Linked DNA regions of Homo sapiens: region 2 is linked to region 1. A link is an interaction called in ENCODE POLR2A ChIA-PET data of the cell type or tissue named here. Cell type or tissue: IMR-90. All regions are shown on one strand. Each heading gives the region's core, and the rest is flanking DNA. Links, peaks and the distances in the headings are about the cores only.

The links. Peaks named below come from ENCODE experiments on the same cell type or tissue, not always from the same donor. Only the 100,000 strongest peaks of a DNase experiment are listed, where the experiment ranks them.
Region 2: POLR2A ChIA-PET joins it to region 1 with 9 read pairs; 2 of 35 experiments call an interaction of 5 or more read pairs at or near these places.

The regions. Positions count from the first base shown.
Region 1 is chr5:9,071,578-9,082,566 of GRCh38, forward strand. The region is part of intron 16 of SEMA5A (semaphorin 5A); the gene reads right to left. Among named protein-coding and RNA genes, the nearest start is that of MIR4636, 23 kb to the left of the region's middle. In IMR-90, for the core only: no CTCF peak of the experiment used is centred there; no DNase peak of the experiment used is centred there; H3K27ac peaks cover 275 bases.
Region 2 is chr5:8,928,066-8,939,054 of GRCh38, forward strand. No RefSeq gene overlaps it. Among named protein-coding and RNA genes, the nearest start is that of LINC02199, 94 kb to the left of the region's middle. In IMR-90, for the core only: no CTCF peak of the experiment used is centred there; no DNase peak of the experiment used is centred there.

The DNA of each region.
Region 1 (10,989 bases), core at 4,361-6,860:
ATAGTTAAGTGGGACCTCCTGTTTTGCTGTTTATTTTTCCCTTGAGAAAATTAAAATATCTCATATTTCATACATTGCAAGTAAAGTAGAGAGACAGAGACAACCCAAGCAGAATTTTGATACCACATGCTCAGAGTGAAGCCCAAAAATTACCCTTCAAGTCATCTCATCCACAACTGAATATGTAAATCAAATTTATTCTCATATGGAATACTTATGGTTTCCATATGCATTTATCAAGTTCTCTTTCAGTAACTAAGCTTGGCCTGCTGAGACTGAAAGCAATTCACATTAGAGAAATAACAAAGTAATTGAATTGTGCTTGCAAAGAGCCAAAACACTCAAGTATCTACATGGAAGTAGAACCATGCTCCCAGGAGCTTGTGGCAAACAGAACAAAGATTGACTGGAAGTTCTGGAAATTAGTTTAGTTGTACCCAGTAAGGAAGGTATATAAAGGAATGTGGTGCATTCAAAATTATATGGTCACAGAGTGTCTTCTGTTTCCCACCAATATGGAGTAAGAGAAACTGGATTAACCCTTTTATCCAAATAACAAAAAGTTATATTAAATAATGGTTCTTAAAGTACTGGACTTCAGGCAATGAAGGTCAGTGATCACTGAGTAATGGGAGACAACTTATGGGAGACCCATGAGTGCCACAACCTACAGCCTTGAGAAGGTTCCCAGGCCACAGCATGGGGAGCAGAAACCCAGGCACAGGCTAGAGACTGAGAAGACAGGTTTGGGAGCTGGAGAATGCCAAAGTGGCTGAAATTATTGGAAAGGAGAAAGTTGCACAAAATGAACACACCAGTGATGTGCAAAAATCACCCATCACGATTTCAATTGAGTACAAATCAGGTAACAGAGGTTTTGACTTAAAAAATCAGCAAGTTCATGTGAGAAACTACACAGGAATAGGGAAAGATCTGCCTGAAATGATCAGAGGGAACACTGTGTGTTACCCACACAGGACCAGGAACAGTGCTTGCTTCAAAGAGCAAAACCAAAAGACCTCATAATTCAAGGGTCATTGGTTGGATACCAAAAGGGGCCTTGCTTCCACAGTGGGGAAAAATTACTGCAGACTAAATGTGGCTTTGATCCCAAGTAACTAAGACTAAAAGCAAGCACCAAAACCATCAAACTGTTTTTACATAACTTAATTATGTCCTCAAAGAGAACCTTAGCATATTTTTAGGACAAAAAAATTGTCTACCAGTTTAAATTCACAATGTCTTGCATCCAATCTAAAATTACCGGATATGGAAAGAGGCCAAAAACATGACCCGTAATGAAGAGAAAAATCAGTCAATTGAAACTGATGCAGATATGACACAGATGACAGAATCTGTAGTCAACAGCATCAAAACAGTAATTATAACTGCATCCCATATGTTCAAGGAAGACCTCGAAGAGATAAGGAAGAAACAACTTGCAACATGCCAGCTGTAACATACAAAATATTTGCAGATAATTGCAAACGAGACAGTATCTCCCAAGTCATTCTATGAGGCCAACTTTGATATCAAAACCAGACAAAGACAGAAAGAAAGAAAACTACATGAATGTAGTTTTCTATTCCTCATGAATGAGTATTCCTCATGAATGTAGATGTTAACATTCTTAAAAAGAATTTAAGAAATCAAACCCAAAATATATCAAAAGGTTAACACCTCATGATCAAGTGGCTTTCATGTCATCAATGAAAGACTGGGTTATCATTTGAAATTCAATTAACGTAATTCATCATATGAACTGTATAGAAGTAAACTCATGTAATAATCTCAATAGATGCAAAAATTATTGGATAAAAATCAAAATTAATTCCTTATAAGAACTCTCAATCAACTTGGAATTCAAATAAATTTCCTAAATCTCATGAAGGATATCTATTAAAAACCTACAGACTGAATCACACTTAATGGTTAAAGCCTGTGTGCTTTCCTCCTAAGATGAGAAACAAGGCAAGGATGTCTGTCCTTATCACTTTTATTCAAGATTATCCTGGAAGTTCTAGCCAGTGCAATCAGGAAAGAAAAAGAAACGAAAGTCATCCATATTAAAAGTAAGAAATAATTATATTTTTACTCTCATACAATATGATTGTCTATGTAGAAACTGTTATGGAGTCTACCAAAAAAAAGCTACTAGAAGTAATAAATTAATTTATTAAGGCTGCAGAACACAAGATCAATGTAAATATAAAATATTATTTCATTCCCATGCACCAGCAACAAGCTACCAGAAATTAAAATTTTAAAAGAACACTACTTATAGTAGCATCAAAACATAAAATACTTAAGATTAAATCTCAAAAAAATATGTGCATGACTTTTACAATGAAAGGAAATGGAATCACTACAATCCTAATTATAATTCCAGGAGGCATTTTTGGTAGAAATTAACAAGCTAATTCTAAATTTCATATGGAATACAAAGTTATCTAGAATAGTCAAAATATTTTGGCAAGGAAGAACAAAGTAGGAAGACATACTTTCTAACTTCAGGATTCATTATAAAGGTACAATAATCAAGATTCTGTGGTATAAGCATCAAGATAGAAAGACTGAGCAAAAGAACAGAATGGAAAGTCTAGGAATTGACCCACCTGTTTATGGCTTATTGGTTTGTTTTGTAAATGTGCAAAGGCAATTCAATGGAGAAAGCATAGTCTCTTCTGAAAATGATGTTGGAATAATTGAATATCCACATGTGAAAACATGAATTTTGATCAATAACTTGTTCCATCTATGATAATTGATGTAAATGGATCATAGCCCAATATCTAAAACCAAAGAACTCCTAGAAGCAAACACATGAGAACACCTGTGGGGTCTTAGGTTAAGCAAAAATTTTCTAAATAAAATACCAAAAGCACCATCCATAAAATAAAAAAAACAATTAAAATGAATTAATCAAAATAAGAAGTTTCTGCCTTTTAAGGATCACTGTTAAGAAAATTAATGATGAGCTATATAGTCTGAGAGAAAGTATTTGCAAATCATGTATCTGATAAAAAGACTTGCACCCATTATGTATTTTAAAAGTTAAAACTAGAGTATAAAAACTAACTAATAGAAAAACTGCTGAAAGATATGTATAGGCATTTCAACAAAGATATGTGATGGCAAAACAAGCGTATGTAAACTTAGAAAAAGGTAAATTGAAACCACAAGTAAACCACTACACATGTATTAGAATGACTAAAATTCAAACAACAGAAAAAACAAAAGCCCCCAAACCCAAAATCGTGTCACAGTATCAGATGCTGAGGAGGACACAATGCTTTAGATTTACTCAGCCACCCCAAATAAACACCTGGTGCATGTATTTGGATCTGGTCCATAGAACGGAAAAAGACTCAATTTTCAGAATGCTACAAGACAAACTCAGTATATGCCAGTTACTCTGAAGACAGGTTGATGATTTAGAGATTTTTAGATATTCCTGGTTTCTTTCCACTACTCTTACTAGTCATAAAAACACAATAAAATACAATAGAAATGTTTTGAAAAAAATGTGAAAACAATATTATAACCAAAAAGTTGAGTATTTCTAAGTAGAAATTAATCCACAATCCCACTGTTTTCTATGCAGTAACTCCATTTCTGCAGGTTTGCTCTATCTCATACACTGCTGATAGCATTGTAAATGGCACAAGCCATTTGAAAACTGTTTGATACTTTCCTAAGAAGTCAAACGTATACATATCACATAGCCTACTCATTCCATTCCTCTATATTTACCCAAGAGAAAATGAAACACATGCCCATACAAACACTTGTACCTGAATGTTCACAAAAGCTTTAATTGTAATAGACAAGAAACTGGAGACAACTCATATGGCCATCAGCAGATGGATAGCTAAACGAATAATCTTATGGAATATTAATCAGCAATTAAAAGAAATGAACTCTTAATATACAAAACAACAAAGCATCTGAAAATAATTATGCACATAAAAAAGCCAGCAAAAAAAAAAAGGTGTGACACTGTAGAATTCTATTCATATAACATTAGGGAATATGAAAACTAATGCATAGAGACAGAAAGCAATCAGTGCTTATCTGAGATGAGGGAGTACTGGGACGGGTATCAGGGAGGTGTTGCAAAAGGAAATGAGGAAATGGGTTGATGGACATGTTCACTACCTTTATTGTGTCAATGGTTTTATGAATGTATAAATACCTTAAAACTGACCAAAATTTTATCATTTTAAACATGTAGTGCATTGTATGCCAACCATACCTCAATAGAGGTACAAAACTGTATGGTCTCAGAAAAACAAGCCTCTTTCTAATACATGGTGGCTTCTTTGCTATTTAGAAATTATATCTTCAGGCCAGGCATGGTGGCTCACGCCTGTAATCCCAGCACTTTGGGAGGCTGAGGCGGTTGCATCATGAGGTCAAGAGATCAAGACAATCCTGGTCAACATGGTGAAACCCCGTCTCTACTAAAAATACAAAAATTAGCTGGGCATGGTGGCACGTGCCTGTAGTCCCAGCTACTCAGGAGGCTGAGGCAGGAGAATTGCTTGAACCCGGGAAGCGGAGATTGCAGTAAGCCGAGATCGCACCACTGCACTCCAACCTGGTGAGAGAGTGAGACTCCATCTCAAAAAAAAAAAAAAAAAAAAGAAATTATCTTGAAATCATGTCATTTGCAGCAACACAAATGGAGCTGAAGGTCACTATCTTTAGTGAAATAATTCAGGCCCCAAAACACAAATATCACATGTTTTCACTTATATGCCAGAGCCAAAAAAAGTTGATCACATGGAGGTAGAGAAATATAGTAAATAGAGTTTGAGAAAGGTAAGTGGAAGAAAGAGAGGAGGATGAAGAGAAATGGATTAAAAGGTAAAAACATGCAGCTGGATAGAAGGAGTAAATTCAGTATTTGATAGCAGAGTAGGGTAACTATAATTAAGCAGAAATGCATTGTACTTGGGTGGTGGACACCCTAAATACCCTGACTTGATCACACACATTATATACATGTAACAATATTTCATGTGTACACTACAAATTTGTACAAATAAAAAATGGTATCCAAAACAACTATGAGTTTATACATTCCTGTATATAGTAAAATCATCGTAATTTTTTTCATGGCATTTATGTTTGCTTATTTAGGACTGAATATGACCAGTATTTGTAGATAAATGCTTCATAAAGCATGCACCATCCATTCATTTTCACTTTCCACCATATATGTCCACAAAATGACACTGTTATCTACCACATAGCCAGCCAGTGCATTGACTATGCATTACGATCTTTGTGTGTGTGTGTGTGTGTGTGTGTGTGTGTGTGTGTGTGTAGCCTGTGCATGTTCCTCATTCTTTTAAAATCACTTATGTCTCTTCTAATCAGTTTCTTTGGTCACAGTGCTTTTTCATGCTGGCACAGGCCTTTGAACATGAGGAAGTTATCATACAATCACCTTCCATGGGATTTGGAGAAGTGTGGGAGTCACAGGGTAACTTAGGAGAACTTGGCTTCCAGGACTGTTTCTTACTTACTCACCATCCAATCCTCTGCAAAACATCTTTAAATGCTTGTAATACCTCCCAACAAAGGCCATATAAGAGGATAGAGAAGCTGATCTCCTAACACCAAAATGCCTTTGCAATCCACAACCTTGCTTTAGATTTACTTAGCCATCCCAAATAAACACCCAGTGCATGTATTTGGATCTGGCTCATAGAAGGGGAAAAGAATCGATATTCAAAATGCCGAAAGACAAACTCAGTATACGCTAGTTACTCTGGGGAGAGGTTAATGATTTAGATATTTTAGATATTCCTGGTTTCTTTCCACTACTCTTACTAGTCATAGAATCACAATAAAATGCAATAGAAACGTTTTGAAAAAATGTGAAAACAATATTGTAACCAAAAAGTGAGCATTTCTAAGTAGAAAATCATCCACAATCCCACTATTCTATGCAGTAACTGAATTTCTGCAGGTTTGCTCTAAGTAGCTACAGTACTCTCTACATACCTTATCATGCATCATGAACCTTTATTATGCCACTTGTTTGCAAGGCGGTCTCCCAAGCATGTGAGCTTCCCCAGGGCAAAGCCTGGGATGGATGCGACTTCAGGTCTCACCTGGGTAACTGACACCCTCACTGGCTCGAAGTGGGGAGTAACTGAGCCAAAATCTCTGGGGCTTTTGAATGGCCGCATTCACTTTCAACCTGTAGCCAACCTGGGTTCTTCTAAGTGCAGAAAAGCAAACACATACTCCTCTGCTTTCTTGCTCAAAAGTGATGTATGTATGTGCACAACATATATATGTGCGTGTACGTACAAAAATGGAACTACCTTTCCTCCTTACCCATTATTTTAGGCATTCCTTTTTATAACAGCCTAAAGCTCAGGAGAATAAGAAAATCAGTGCTGTCACTGGAAATCTTTATTACAGAGGCTGTGATTTGTGGGCATTTTGCTTCCATAAACTTACATCTCAAATGAGAAGATCCATCTATTTATTTTATTGTCTCACTGTAATGCCTTTAAATTCTCACTCTCTGAGAGCAAAAGCCAGGAATTCAGATATCTTTTTCCTAGCAAATATCTTGCAATGAGAGGAGTAACTACTTTTAGATAGAAGCAAATGCCTGTCCTTTGGGAAACGTTTCCTTCTCAAGCTAACAATTGAAATCGGTGACCTTGAGCAGAGGCATCTGCCTTTTATTTCTAATCTTCCATTTTTAAGGGGAAAATGTTTAAACATACTATAAGTGCTTGAGAACATGATGATAATTTGTACAGATTTTAAGAGTTCTTATGAGGAACTTTGGAAGCATTGAATACATAACAAAAGTCTAAGCGAGACTGTGTTATTTAAGATTAAGGTTTCAGCAGGACTGTCATGAATTTGCCTTTACAATAATGCATGGGGACATTTACCCCAGATTCTTTGAAGGACAAAAAAAAAAAGTGGCAAATATTGGTCTGCCTTCTGACCAGAAAATTTCAGCTGGGTATGTACACACACACACACACACACACACAGTCATACATATGCAACAATAAGAAAAACAAAATTTAGAAAAAAAAATTCTGCCTATAATAATAGGATTTGTATGGGATGGTTACAGACACATAAACATACTTGTATAGGACCAAACTGGCTCCATTTTTTGGCAAGAAAATATAAAATAAAATTAGAATAATAGAGTACTTATGGCAGACATAGGGTAAAGCCATACTCATGTCCTTGGGAAACCATCTCATTGATAAAAATTTATATTGCATTAAAAACTCTTCATTCAGCAGCATAGGCCACTAATAGTAAATAGTTTGCAAAGACCTGATGATTAGTCTATGATAAGTTAATATTTTCTGTTTAAATTGATATCTAACATTTTTAAGTTTTGAGCTTTTGAGAAATATAAAAAATATAAATACAGAAACTATAAATATAAATAAAAATAAATGTGAATCGCATGGCTTAAATATATACCAACTTGCTTTTTACCTGAAAATTAATGGCAAATAATTTAAATACCATTTTCCTCTCCTAGATCATTTGGATGCCATTTAAAATTTTTTGCTTTTTAAAACTAACACTCCTTAGCAAATGCAAAAGAACGGAAATCATAATAAACAGTCTCTCGGACCACAGTGCAATCAAATTAAAACTCAGGATTATGAAACTCACTCAAAACCACACAACTACATGGAAACTGAACAACCTGCTCTTGAATGACTACTGGATAAATAACAAAATTAAGGCAGACATAAATAAGTTCTTTGAAACCAATGAGAACAAAGACACAATGTACCAGAATCTCTGGGACACAGCTAAAGCAGTGTTTAGAGGGAAATTTATAGCACTAAATGCCCACAAGAGAAAGTAGGAAGGATCTAAAATTGACATTCTAACATCACAATTAAAAGAGCTAGAGAAGCAACAGCAAACACATTCAAAAGCAAGCAGATGACAAGAAATAACAAAGAAAGAGCTTCTGCACAGCAAAAGAAACTATCATCAGAGTGGACAGGCAATCTACAGATGGGATAAAATTTTTGCAGTCTATCCATCTGACAAAGGGCTAATATCCAGAATCTACAAAGAACTTACTTAAACAAATGTACAAGAAAAAAACAAACAACCCCATCAAAAAGTGGGTGAAGGATATGAACAGATACTTCTCAAAAGAAGACATTTATGCAGGCAACAAACATATGAAAAAAAGCTCAACATCACTGGTCACTAGAGAAATGCAAACCAAAAACACAATGAGACACCATCTCACGCCAGTTAGAATGGTGATCATTAAAAAGTCAGGAAACAACAGATGCTAGAGAGGATGTGGAGAAATGGGAATGATTTTACACTGTTGGTGGGAATGTAAATTAATTCAACCATTGTGGAAGACAGTGTAGCGACTCCTCAAGGATCTAGAACCAGAAATACCTTTTGACCCAGAAATCCCATTACTGGGTATATATCCAAAGGATTATAAGTCATTCTACTATAAAGACACATGCACATGTATGTTTATTGCAGCACTGTTCACAATAGCAAAGACCTGGAAACAACCCAAAATACCTATCAATGACAGACTGGATTTAAAAAATGTGGCACATATACACCGCGGAATACTATGCAGCCATAAAAAAGGATGAGTTCATGTCCTTCGCAGAGACTTGGATAAAGCTGGAAACCATCATTCTCAGCAAACTAACACAAGAACAGAAAACCTAACACCACATGTTCTCACTCATAAGTAGGAGTTGAACAATGAGAACACATGGACACAGGGAGGAGAACATCACACAGGGGAGCCGGTTGGGGGTGGCTAGGGGAGGTATAGCATTAGGAGAAATACCTAATGTAGATGACAGGTTGATGGGTGCAGCAAACCATCATGGCACATGTATACCTATGTAACAAAACTGCACGTTCTGCACATGTATCCCAGAACTCTTAAATTAAAAAAAAAAAAAACTGAATGAACTTAGGATGAAACAATTGTAGCATCTTCTATTGTTTTACTCAATTGGTAAAACTACTAAAGACCTCCACAAAGACTCAGGGGTAACGATGTAGTTTGCACTACTCAGTCTTCTTGTATTTCATGAGGCATGTGGTGTTGTGTGTCCTCAGGGTCCACAGGTGAACAGTCCTGCTTAGAGCCTTCAGAGCAGCTGGTCCATCTTCTTCCATCACCTGCACCCTGACTCCTTCATTGTAACGCAGCTCTGATCTGAGGGGCCCTCTGATAGGAAGCACCCACTCACACACCTATGGTGGGGAGAATTCTAAGAAACCCCGAGATTCCCACCACCTGGGTGTCATGCTCTGCATAATCTTCTCTCTTGGAGTGTTGGTGGGTCCTGTGAAGATGATGGGATAGTCACCCTCTTAATCAGGTTACAATAATCCACAACCTCCTCGTACCTTACTAGAAAGAGATTTTCTTTTGCTGGCTTTGAAGAAGGAAGTTGCCTTGTGGTGAGTGGCCCATATGGCTAGGACTAAGGGCAGCCTAGGAGCAGAGAACGCCACCCTCTAGCCTATAGCCAGCAGGAAATACAAGATCTCAGTCCTAAAACTACAGGCAACTAAATCCTACAAATACCCAGTGAGCTTGAAACACTCAGTGAGAACCCTGAGCCACAGAAAAGACTGTAGCTCTGGCCAACACCTCAATTTCAGCCTGTGAGACATTGAGCTGAGGGCACAGTTTGAATTTTCCCAGACTTTGACTCACTGAATGATCAGATAATAAATACATGTAGTATTAAACAACTGAATTTGTGCTAATTTATTACCTAGCAATAAAACCCTAATATACATTTATGTATGTATGTGTATATACATACATATGTGTGTATATATCTATATATAGACATAGATAGAGATATATACATCCAGTTTCCCACTGGCAAGGAATTTTCCAAATGGAAGACTCATTATCCTCTCGCTATGATATTTCTCCAATGCTTTCTCATGAAAAAGTTTCAGTTAAAAAAGATGACCATTACTTATTATTAATGGTACATAGGCAATTTGAGGTGTTGATGAAAGTCCTGCAAGTTATCTAGGAAGGTGAGGCCAGTGGTTACAATTCATGTTATTTTAAGGTGCCTGATACTGTTCAGAACTCATATTTTTGAATTTAACTCTCCAGAATAGTGATGAACTATGCATGTGTTGACAATTTGTACTTCAACTTTAACAATTCCATTAAAACTCTGAAGTTCAGTCCACTATTTTTGAGGGAAATGTGTTGAGTAAGTATCTTCTGCTTTAAGAGAATTCACAGAACTTAAAGCGGTGTTCTATTCCTTCCAGGGAAGAGTTTTTCCTAAAAGGCGACTCCACAGGGTACTAATGAGTGCTACAGGAAAAGCATCTGTTGTCAGGAAAAACTGAGAAGTCTTGGGTTAAAGAAAGTTAAATGGGTTTCTCCAAATGAGTGATCAGAGCTGCTCTTGGAGCCCTTTTTCTCAAGAGCTTCTTGCAAATGCTGCCAGGGAGAATGCTATCTGGAATCAAACAAGTTCTCAAAAGATGTGAGAATTTCATTGTTGTATGACAGATTCTACAATCGATTTACTGATTTAAAAACTGAAAATAGGGGTGCATCCCTACTGTTTTGAAATTGTATAGAAGTTACCCTTCTTCTGCCCAATGTAAACAGAATTCAAAAGATTGAGGATGGAGTCTTATGTTCATAAAATCCTTAGCCCATTGATTCTGTATTTTAATGGGGAAAATTGTCTAAAATATCCACCTCCTTTAACACTGTTGGTAGGTAACTGAGTTTCCAGTGACTACCTAAGACAGAAAGAGTTGATTCTTCATTAGGGTTGATGTCTTGAAAACAATTTTCTTCTCTGAGTTCACTCAGAAGCGGGCTAATCAGTCTAAACTGTGATGCTCTCTGCTCACTCCCAAGTTCATTGTTCTGTGTTATAAGCAGGAGAGCCCACCAAGGTCTGCCCAGGGGTTCTA
Region 2 (10,989 bases), core at 5,599-8,098, 140 kb before region 1:
TTCCTAATTCTTTTAAACATTCTTCTCACTCTCATTTTTAATATAAAATGATGTATAAGCAAAATGACTGAAAAGCCTTTTCTGCGAACAAAACTGGAATTGAATTTTATTATTGTTTGTTCTTATGTTCAGTTTTTGTTTTTTATGTATTTGTCTTATGAAACCCATGGGGCTTATGAGTGGGAGAGAAATCAAACTCTTCCGGATTCTTAGAGTAAATAGGAAAAAATATCACCGGTATTCACAGAAGCCACATGATATTCAGAAAAGAATCTGTGTCTTTATTCAAAATTTTCATAAAATGTATGATTTTGAAAAATATTTTACAGTAAAGATGGCAAATGTGCAGATGTCTTTAGATTACAATTGCACCTCAGAATGAAATATAAATTCACTCCCTTCCAATTCACTTGTCTCCAAACTATAAACAAATAACTTTCCCATTCTCTGCAGATTATTACAAATACTAATATTTTCTACTCTCCTAAAATTCCACCTCGAATTCTGCAGAAGCCCTATTTCTACCACCTCTGGGAGTTTAACCATTACTGAATCTATCTCAGATTTTTTTTCACTAATTGTACACATCTAGTTTTACTTGCATTAATTATATCTTTCTTTCCTCCTGTCAACTAGGAACAGGTGCTACTGACTTAAGCCCACATTCTCCTCAAGTGCACTGGGGCTCATTTATCCCAAAACCTTCTCGAGTTTCGGGAGCCCTGATGTAGCAATTATCTTCTTCCTGATCTATATTCAACCTCACCCTCTTCGTTTCCTCATCAGCATTTTAAAATGCTCAAGAATCTCCCATTTTTTAAAAAATGACTTTTTAAATATCCAAAAAACATTTTCTCCAGTCACCCATGTCCCTTATTTTCCACCAAAAACTTGCCTACATTTGTTCTATTTCTTCATTACTACTCCCCAACTCACTCATTTATCTCTTTTCTCCCAATACACAGCTCAGACAGCTGCATGTAGGGTACCAGTTACTTCCTGCAGCTATGCCCAAGAAATGTTTTCATTTCTTCTCCACCCTAGATTTGATTCTTCTGTCCTCAAAGCACCATGCTCTAGTAAGTTATTGGAGCCAAAAACCAAGCAAGGGATGCCATTCGAATGGGATTATCATTGTCTTTCTTTTTCACCACACACTCCGTGGAGTTCTGCTGTGTTTCATAAGTGGAGTAAATGCAAAACAAATTTTTAAGGCTTTAAATTTTTTTTCAATTATCTCAGAAAATTTGTGGGTTTTTTTTGGTAATTCTACTAAAGGTAAACAGACGGAAGGACTGCAATAAACAACATTGTGTGGTTTTACTCTCTTTTGCCTTGACGAACTTGGTGATGGAGAAATAAAACTTTGCATTTTATTTGTATTTATTTATATTTATTTATTTTATTTTATTTTTAGTTCTGGGGTACATGTGCAGGATGTGCAGGTTTGTTACATAGGTTAATGTGTGCCATGGTGGTTTGCTGCACCCATCAACCCATGATCTAGGTATTAAGCCCAGCATACATGAGCTATTTTTCCTAATGCTCTCCCTCCTCCTGACAGGCCCCACTGTGTGTTGTGCCCCTCCCTGTGTCCATATGTTCTTATTGTTCAGCTCCCACTTATAAGTGAGAACATGTGGCATTTGGTTTTCTGTTCCTGTGTTAGTTTACTGAGAATAATGGCTTCCAGCTTCATCCATGTCCCTGCAAAGGACATGATCTCATTCCTTTGTATGGCTGCATAGTATTCCATGGTGTATATGTACCACATTTTCTTTATCCAGTCTATCATTGAGGGGCTTTTGGGTTGATTCCATGTTCTTGCTGTTGTGAATAGTGCTGCAGTAAACATACGTGTGCATGCATCTTTGTAATAAAATGACTTATATCCCTTTCATTATATATCCAGTAACGGAATTGCTGGGTCAAATGGCATTTCTGGTTTTAGATATTTGAGGAATCGCCACACTATCTTCCACAATGGTTGAACTAATTTACATTCCCACTAACAGTGTAAAAATGTTCCTATTTCTTTGCAACTTTGCCAGCATCTGTTGTTTCTTGACTTTCTAATAATGGCCATTCTGACTGGTGTGATATGGTATCTGATTGTGGTTTTGATTTGCATTTTTCTAGTGATCAGTGATGTTGAGCTTTTTTCATAGGTTTGTTGGCTGCATGAATGTCTTCTTTCAAGACGTGTCTGTTCATGTCCTGTGCCCACATTTTTTTAATGGGTTTTTTTTTTTGTAAATTTGTTTGAGTTCCTTGTAAATTCTGGATATTAAACCTTTGTTAGATAAATAGGTTGCAAAATTTTTCTTCCACTCTGTAGGTTGCCTGTTCACTCTGATGATAGTTTCTTTTGCTGTGTGGAAGCACTTTAGTGTAATTAGATCCCACTTGTCAATTTTTGTTTTTGCTTTTGTCAATTTCTTAATGAAATCTTTACCCATGCCTACATCCTGAATGGTATTGCCTAGATTTTCTTCTAGGGTTTTTATAGTTTTGAGTTTTACATTTAAGTCTTTAATCCATCTTGAGTTGATTTTTGTATAAGTCGTGAGGAACAGGTCCAGTTTCAATTTTCTGCAACTAGAGAGCCAGTTCTCTTAGCACCATTTATTAAACAGGGAATCGTTTCCCCATTGCTTGTTTTTGCCATATTTGTCAAATATCAGATGGTTATAAATATGCTATCTTATTTCTGAGTTCTCCATCCTGTTCCATTTGTCTATATGTCTGTTTTTGTACCAGTACAATGCTGTTTTGACTATTGCAGTCTTATAGTATCGTTTGAAGTCTGGTAGCAAGATGCGTCCAGCTTTTTTTTTTTTAGAGTAGTTTTTTATTTACATAAAAGTTACAAAGGTTGTGCAAACAATTGCCATACACGCTGAACCCAGTTCCCCTATTGTTAATATCTTACATTGCTATAGTCTTATTTGTCACAACTAATAAACCAACACTGGTACATTACTATTGACTAAGCTCCATACTTAGTTCTGTCTCATGACCTTTTTCTTTCCAAGATCCTATATCCAGAAGACCGCATTACATTTAGTCATCATATCTCCTTAGTCTCTGGTTCGTGAGAGTTTCTAAGACTTACCCTGTTTATTCTTCAGCTTTGAGAAGTACTCCTCAAGTTATTTTGTAGATTGCCCCCAATTTGGTTTTGTCTGATGTTTTTCTTTTTTTTTAATTATTATGCTTTAAGTTCTAGGGTACATGTGCACAATGTGCAGGTTTGTTACATATGTATACATGTGCCATGTTGGTGTGCTGCACTCATTAACTTGTCATTTACATTAGGTATATCTCCTAATGCTTTCCCTCCCGCCTTCTCCCACCCCACAGGGAAAACTGGCTAGTCATATGTAGAAAGCTGAAAATGGATCCCTTCCTTACACCTTATACAAAAATTAATTCAAGATGGATTAAAGACTTAAGTGTTAGACCTAAAACCATAAAAACCCTAGAAGAAAACCTAGGCAATACCATTCAGGATATAGGCATGGGCAAGGACTTCATGTCTAAACACCAAAAGCAATGGCAACAAAAGACAAAATTGACAAATGGGATCTAATTAAACTAAAGAGCTTCTGCACAGCCAAAGAAACTATCATCAGAGTGAACAGGCAACCTACAGAATGGGAGAAAATTTTTGTAATCTACTCATCTGACAAAGGGCTAATATCCAGAATCTACAAAGAACTCAAACAAATTTACAAGAAAAAAACAAACAACCCCATCAACAAGTGGGCAAAGGATATGAACAGACACTTCTCAAAAGAAGACATTTATGCAGCCAACAGACACATGAAAAAATGCTCATCATCACTGGCCATCAGAGAAATGCAAATCAAAACCACAATGAGATACCATCTCACACCAGTTAGAATGGCGATCATTAAAAAGTCAGGAAACAACAGGTGCTGGAGATGATGTGGAGAAATCGGAACACTTTTACACTGTTGGTGGGAGTGTAAACTAGTTCAACCATTGTGGAAGACAGTGTGGTGATTCCTCAAGGATCTAGAACTAGAAATACCATTTGACCTAGCCATCCCATTACTGGGTATATGGGATTATAAATCACGTTGCTATAAAGGCACATGCACACGTATGTTTATTGCAGCACTATTCACAATAGCAAAGACTTGGAACCAACCCAAATGTCCATCGATAATAGACTGGATTAAGAAAATGTGACACATATACACCATGGAATACTATGCAGCCATAAAAAAGGGTGAGTTCATGTCCTTTGTGGGGACATGGATGAAGCTGGAAACCATGATTCTCAGCAAACTATCACAAGAACAAAAAACCAAACACCGCATGTTCTCACTCATGGGTGGGAATTGAACAATGAGAACACTTGGACACAGGAAGGGGTGCCTCCAACTTTGTTCTTTTTGCTTAGGATTGTCTTGGCTATATGGGCTCTTTTTTTGGTTCCATATGAATTTTAAAATAGTTTTTTTTCTAATTCTGTGAAGAATGTCAATGGTGGTTTAATGGGAATAGCATTGAATCTATAAATTACTTTTTGCAGTATGGACATTTTCATGATATTGATTCTTCCTAACCAAGAGCATAGAATAGTTTTCCATTTCTTTGTGTCCTCTCTGGTTTCCTTGAGCAGTGATTGGTAGTTCTCTTTGAAGGGGTCCTTCACTTTCCTTGTTAGCTGTATTCCTCTTTGTAGCAATTGTGAATGGGAGTTCATTCATGATTTGGCTCTCTGCTTGCCTGTTGTGGATGTATACAAATGTTTGTGACTTCCGCACATAAATTTTGTATTCTGAGACTTTTCTGAAGTTGCTTATCAGATTAAGAAGCTTTTGGGCTGAGACCATGGGGTTTTCTATATATAGGATCATATTATCTGCAATCAAAGATATTTTGACTTCTTTGAGAAATAGGACTTTGCATTTTAAAATTCCAGAATGCTTGATTCTTTTTCAAGGTAGCTATTGGCCCTTTTTTATTTGGGCATTTGCATTTTTATCCTTGCCTCATTTCCTTATTATGTCAACTTCTTGTGGGTGTGTAACAGTCTAAAAATTGATATAAACCCTTCGGAAAAGTTTTGTTTACAAATGGAACATACCCTAAAAGTTACACACTATTATAAATCTATATGCATATATAGAAAATATAATCAAATAAAAATAACTCAGGGTATGGCAGAAAATTGTAAATGTGCTACATGTAAAATATTAGCATTATTGTAGATCCAACTTTTGGGCTTCACAAACAGTATTGGGGCCAATGAATCATGGCTTTATTCAGGCTGAAGGAAAGCCTTGAATTTTTTACTAGTTCATCCTATCACAGACATGACATTGTTTCTCAATGAAGTTCAGAATTACTGATTTTATTAATAGCTAGTCAAAGCAACGCAATTGTCTTACATAATAGTGAAGTCTGTGATGCTTTCAATATCTCCTACTTGGGTGGATCTGTCAGTTTGCTGGGTGCTTTTCTGTTCCTGATGGGCTCTGTTGAGGACAATATTGATCTGAGGAGGGCTGCAGAGTGTGCAGTATGAATCTCTCATCAATCCCCAATGTCCATGAGAATACAACAATCTTTTTATCTACAATTATGAAATCTAAATGTTGAACAAGAGAAATATGCAGAAATCTGGACTGAGGAAGACTGTTTTTGTGTTGTCTTCAGATGGACTGGGCCCCAGTTCCTTGGTGTCTCTTCCCAGCTCTCTCCACTCCTTGCCTGGAAGAAGCAGTTCATTCCACCCCCCACCCCACCAGCTTCTCTGATTCCAATCATTCCCTCTCAGCCCAGTTTACACAAAGACATCTGAGAAGTTTTCCAATCCTTGACTTTGGCTCCATCACTCCTTTTACATCTCTAAAGAACAAGAAGAGTAGGTTCAGGATACCTATTTTAATGCCTGGCAGTTATTACATGAAGAGTGTTAGCTCCTTTTCCAAAGTTTTAAGATAACAATAACTCAGTGAGCTCGTCTTTACAGATGGTATTAAGCAAGCATCTCAGCACAAGGCTGAGGCCTCCAGCCTCAGACATACTCTCAAATTTCGTATCTGAAGATATGTGCTCCACACTCCCTCATGGCTCCCCTAAATGACCCGCCGTCTCCACACACACCACACTGCACTGTGTATTTTCTCAGGGTTCTGGCTCTTTAAGGGATCCTAACTGCTGGCTTAGGCTGGGAAATCTCTGTCTGTCATTCACCTTGCATCTCACAGCTGTTGCTTCTGTAGCCCTAATGTCCCCAGGACTCATCCTCAAGGCATAGGCATGGCAAAGACAGTGGGAAATGCTGGATCCTGGCCTCACCAGACCTGGGTCATAATTTCAACCATGTCTCTGGGGCCATTCACTACTCTGTAAAGCCTGAGAACTAATGCTTGACTACATAAAATGAATCCACCTGCTTTATTATTTAGTTGCCACAAGTGTGCCCTCTGCTATCTCCTTCCCTTTGACTAGTTGGGACCTGGCTAGCTGATGCTGGCCTGGATCTGTTACCTCCTACTGGATTCCCTCAAGTCCCACCTGCGTCCATGTGGCTCCACCTTCTTGTAGCAGTCTGTGATGACTCAGTCCCTATCAGCCACACCAGGCCCTGGCCTGGCTGAGCCCTGGAGGGGCTCACCTTTCTCCAAGTGAAAAGCACATACAAACTTCATATGGATCTCCCCCTAAAGTGAAAACCCCACCTACAGAGTTTCTGAGCCTTCTGGTGATGAAAAGCTTTCTGGAGAGCCACCTGCCTTCACTGAGAACCTGCCCATGTCAGGAGGAAAGCAGCCAAACTAAGAAGTATAAATCACTGGAGCATAATCACTCTAAGAATCTTTTCTCTGCTAGACAATAAAAATAAAAACCATACTTTGAGCAACTGGGAAACTTAAGCTTATATTTGGAATTATGATCTGCTCACAGTGTTTCTTTGTTTTTTGTTTTGTTTTGTTTGTTTTTGTTTTTTTCTGGTGAGGTAAATGTGCCTTTGTAGTATAATCCTGGAAAACAATCCTTAATACCATAATCAGGAATGTTGAAATTTTGAAAATTCAAAAATCTCTAAAATCAACATTCTCCAAAGTCTAAATTCCTAAAATCTAAAATCCCTAACACTTAAAATCCTGAAAATCACAATAACAAGGCAGTAGCATTACGTTAGACAGGACTATCATCTAGTTATTGCCTTCATGCAGAAGAAATGGATTTCAATTGGATTCCTAAACCATAATGAAATATTTGGAATTAGGTGTGATCAAGCCTTCTAAAACTGAATTTCAAGTTGTTGCCAATAACACTTGTTTTTTCCATTCAGCCCAAAACATTTGGTAAAAAATTTATATGAGTAGATTGGCCAACCAAGAAAACTTCAGTTTAAAAGTGTGGCATTTCATTCCAAACAGATCTTTGGAAAGAAGACATTCAGAGTGTATACAAGGAGGACATAGACCCTGGACTAAAAGGGTAGGGAACTGAAAGCCCGGAGTGGGTTGCTAAGCACTAGAACTCGTTCCTGGCCCTGAGCCCTTCCTAGGCAAGGGGTGAGTGAAATACGTGTGAAGTGGCCCACTCTCGCCACGGACCTCTGGGATCCTAGCGCAGAAGACCCAACAACCCCCATGGACATTTAAGTTGGCAAGGAGAATAGTTCAGAGATGGCAAAGACAGAGGTCCAGTATGCATGGAATGCAGAGGATTTGACATGGGAATGGCTGCAGTGGAGCATGACCATGGGTGCCCGTTGCCTAAGGCTTACCATACTCCTCCAGGTAGCTTTAGCCTTTGTATGCTGCTTGTCTTGGAGACAGCAGGGCTGTGTTGCCACAGGATGAGGTTAGTCTGATCTGAATGCCCCTCTGTATGCTGGCCTTATCTAGAGTCCCTGCCTACCTGTACCTGCCTGCAGTGCAGCCTCAGCTGCCCTATCAAATACTTACCCACAACCACCACCATAGCTCATTTGCCAGAAAACCCCACCTTCCTATTATAGTGTTTTTGCAGACAGTCCCCTCTGACATACTTGCCCACAGCCTTCCCCTGCTGCACTGCAGGCACACACATGCATATGAAAATCCATCACTTTGCTGATATGCATGTGCTTGTGGACCTACCACTAGCCCACCAGCATGCACATGCTCACAGCCGCTGTGCCACTGTGCACTTTCAGGCAGCACTCACCTTCCCCCAACACTTCCCTGTTAGAGCATACTCATCCATGTCTTAGGCACCAATCCCCTGCCTGTGCACTTTTGCCAGAAGCCCCTGTCAGAGTGTTGTCATGGGAACATCTCAGCCCCTCCAGCACAGCAGATGCTTGACCTCAAGGGGCCAGAAACAAAAGTTTCTAACCCTTGCCCCAGGGTCAGAGCATGTAGTCCAAGAATGTTGAGCTGAACTTTGGCCCCATGAACACATCCAGAAATGAAGCCAACAGACCAAACTTAACTTGTACAACAATCAAACTCTCAAGGTCATTAAAGAATATAAAAACAAAAAATAGCAACTTCAAAGATTAAAGAAACACACAGATGAGAAAGAATCAGTGAAGAAACTCTGGCAACTCTGAAAATCCGGAGTGTCTTCCTACCTCCAAATGACCACACTAACTACCCAGCAATGGTTCTTAACCAGACTGAAATGACAGACATAAAATTCAGAATCTAGATGGCAAGAAAGTTAGACAAGATACAGGAAAAGATTGAAACCCAATCCAAGGAAAATGGTAAAACAATCTGAAAGTTGAAAGACATAGCCATTTTAAGAAAGAAAGAAAGAAACTAAAATGTGAAAATAAAAAATTTACTAAATGAATTTTATAATGTAACTGGAAGCATTAATAACATAATAGAACAAGCTGAGAAAAGAATCTCAGAGCTCAAAGACCATTCCTTTGAATGAATACAGGCAGAAAAAAATTAAAGAAATGTTTTAAATGAACAAAACCTCCAAGAATATGGAATTATATAAAGATGTCAAGCCTATGATTCATTGGCATTCCTGAAAGAGATGGACAGACAGCAAGCAACTTGAAGACATATTTCAGGATATTGTCCATGAAAATTTCCCCAACCTCACTAGAGAGGTCCACATGAAAATTCATAAAATTTAGAGAACTGCTGCTGCAAGATACTATACAGTACAACCATCCCCATAGTACACAGTCATCAGATTCTCCAAGGTAAATATGGAAGAAAATTATTTAAAGGCAGCTACAGAGAAGGAGCAGATCACTTACAGATTGAAGCTCATTAGGCTAAGAGTGGATGTTTCAGCACAAACTTTAAAAGCCAGAAGAAACTGGCAGCCTGTATTCCACATCCTTAATGAAAGAAAATTCCAACCAAGTATTTTATATCCAGCCAAAGCAAGCTTCATAAGCAAAAGAGAAATAAAATCCTTTTCAGAGAAGCAGATGCTAAGGGAATACATTACCACCACAACTGCATTACATTTATGAGAGGTCCTTAAGGGCATGCAAAACCTGAAAATGAAAGACCAATACTTGCCACCACAAAAATACATTTAAGTACATAGCCCACTGACACTATCAAACAATTATATAATCGAATTTACATGACAACAAGCTAACAACACAATGACACTATGAAATCCTCACTTATCAACATTCACCTTGAATGTAAACTTGCTAAATTGTGGGGAAAAGGAAGAGAGATCAGATTGTTACTGTGTCTGTGTAGAAAGAAGTAGACATAGGAGACTCCATTTTGTTATGTACTAAGAAAAATTCTTCTGCCTTGAGATTCTGTTAATCTATAACCTTACCCCAACCCTGTGCTCTCTGAAACATGTGCTCTGTCAACTCAGAGTTAAATGGATTAAGGGCGGTGCAAGATGTGCTTTGTTAAACAGATGCTTGAAGGCAGCATGCTCCTTAAGAGTCATCACCACTCCCTAATCTCAAGTACCCAGGGACACAAAAACTGCGGAAGGCCGCAGGGACCTCTGCCTAGGAAAGCCAGGTATTGTCCAAGGTTTCTCCCCATGTGATAGTCTGAAATATGGCCTCGTGGGAAGGGAAAGACCTGACCGTCCCCCAGCCCGACACCCGTAAAGGGTCTGTGCTGAGGAGGATTAGTAAAAGAGGAAGGAATGCCTCTTGCAGTTGAGACAAGAGGAAGGCATCTGTCTCCTGCCTGTCCCTGGGCAATGGAATGTCTCAGTATAAAACCCGATTGTATGCTCCATCTACTGAGGTAGGGAAAAACCGCCTTAGGGCTGGAGGTGGGACCTGCGGGCAGCAATACTGCTTTGTAAAGCATTGAGATGTTTATGTGTATGCATATCTAAAAGCACAGCACTTAATCCTTTACATTGTCTATGACGCAAAGACCTTTGTTCACGTGTTTGTCTGCTGACCCTCTCCCCACAATTGTCTTGTGACCCTGACACATCCCCCTCTTTGAGAAACACCCACAGATGATCAATAAATACTAAGGGAACTCAGAGGCTGGCGGGATCCTCCATATGCTGAACCCTGGTTCCCCGGGTCCCCTTATTTCTTTCTCTATACTTTGTCTCTGTGTCTTTTTCTTTCCTAAGTCTCTCATTCCACCTTACGAGAAACACCCACAGGTGTGGAGGGGCAACCCACCCCTACACTAAATGACCCGTTTGAAAAGCCTAGAGTGGCAACATGGATAAAGAAGCAAGACCCAATGGTATACTGTCTTCCAGAAACCTATTTCACATGTAAGGACATCTATATGCTCAAGATAAAGGAATGGAGAAAGATCTATCAAGCAAATGGAAAACAAGAAAGAGAAGAGTTTGTTATTTTTATTTCAGTCAAAACAGGCTTTACCAATGATCAAAAAGTACAAAGAAGGGCATTACATTATAATAAATGGTTCAATTTGGCAAGAAGACTTAGCTATCCTAAATATGTACACACCCAACACTGGAGCAACAAGATTCATAAAACAACTTCTTAGAAACATATGAAGA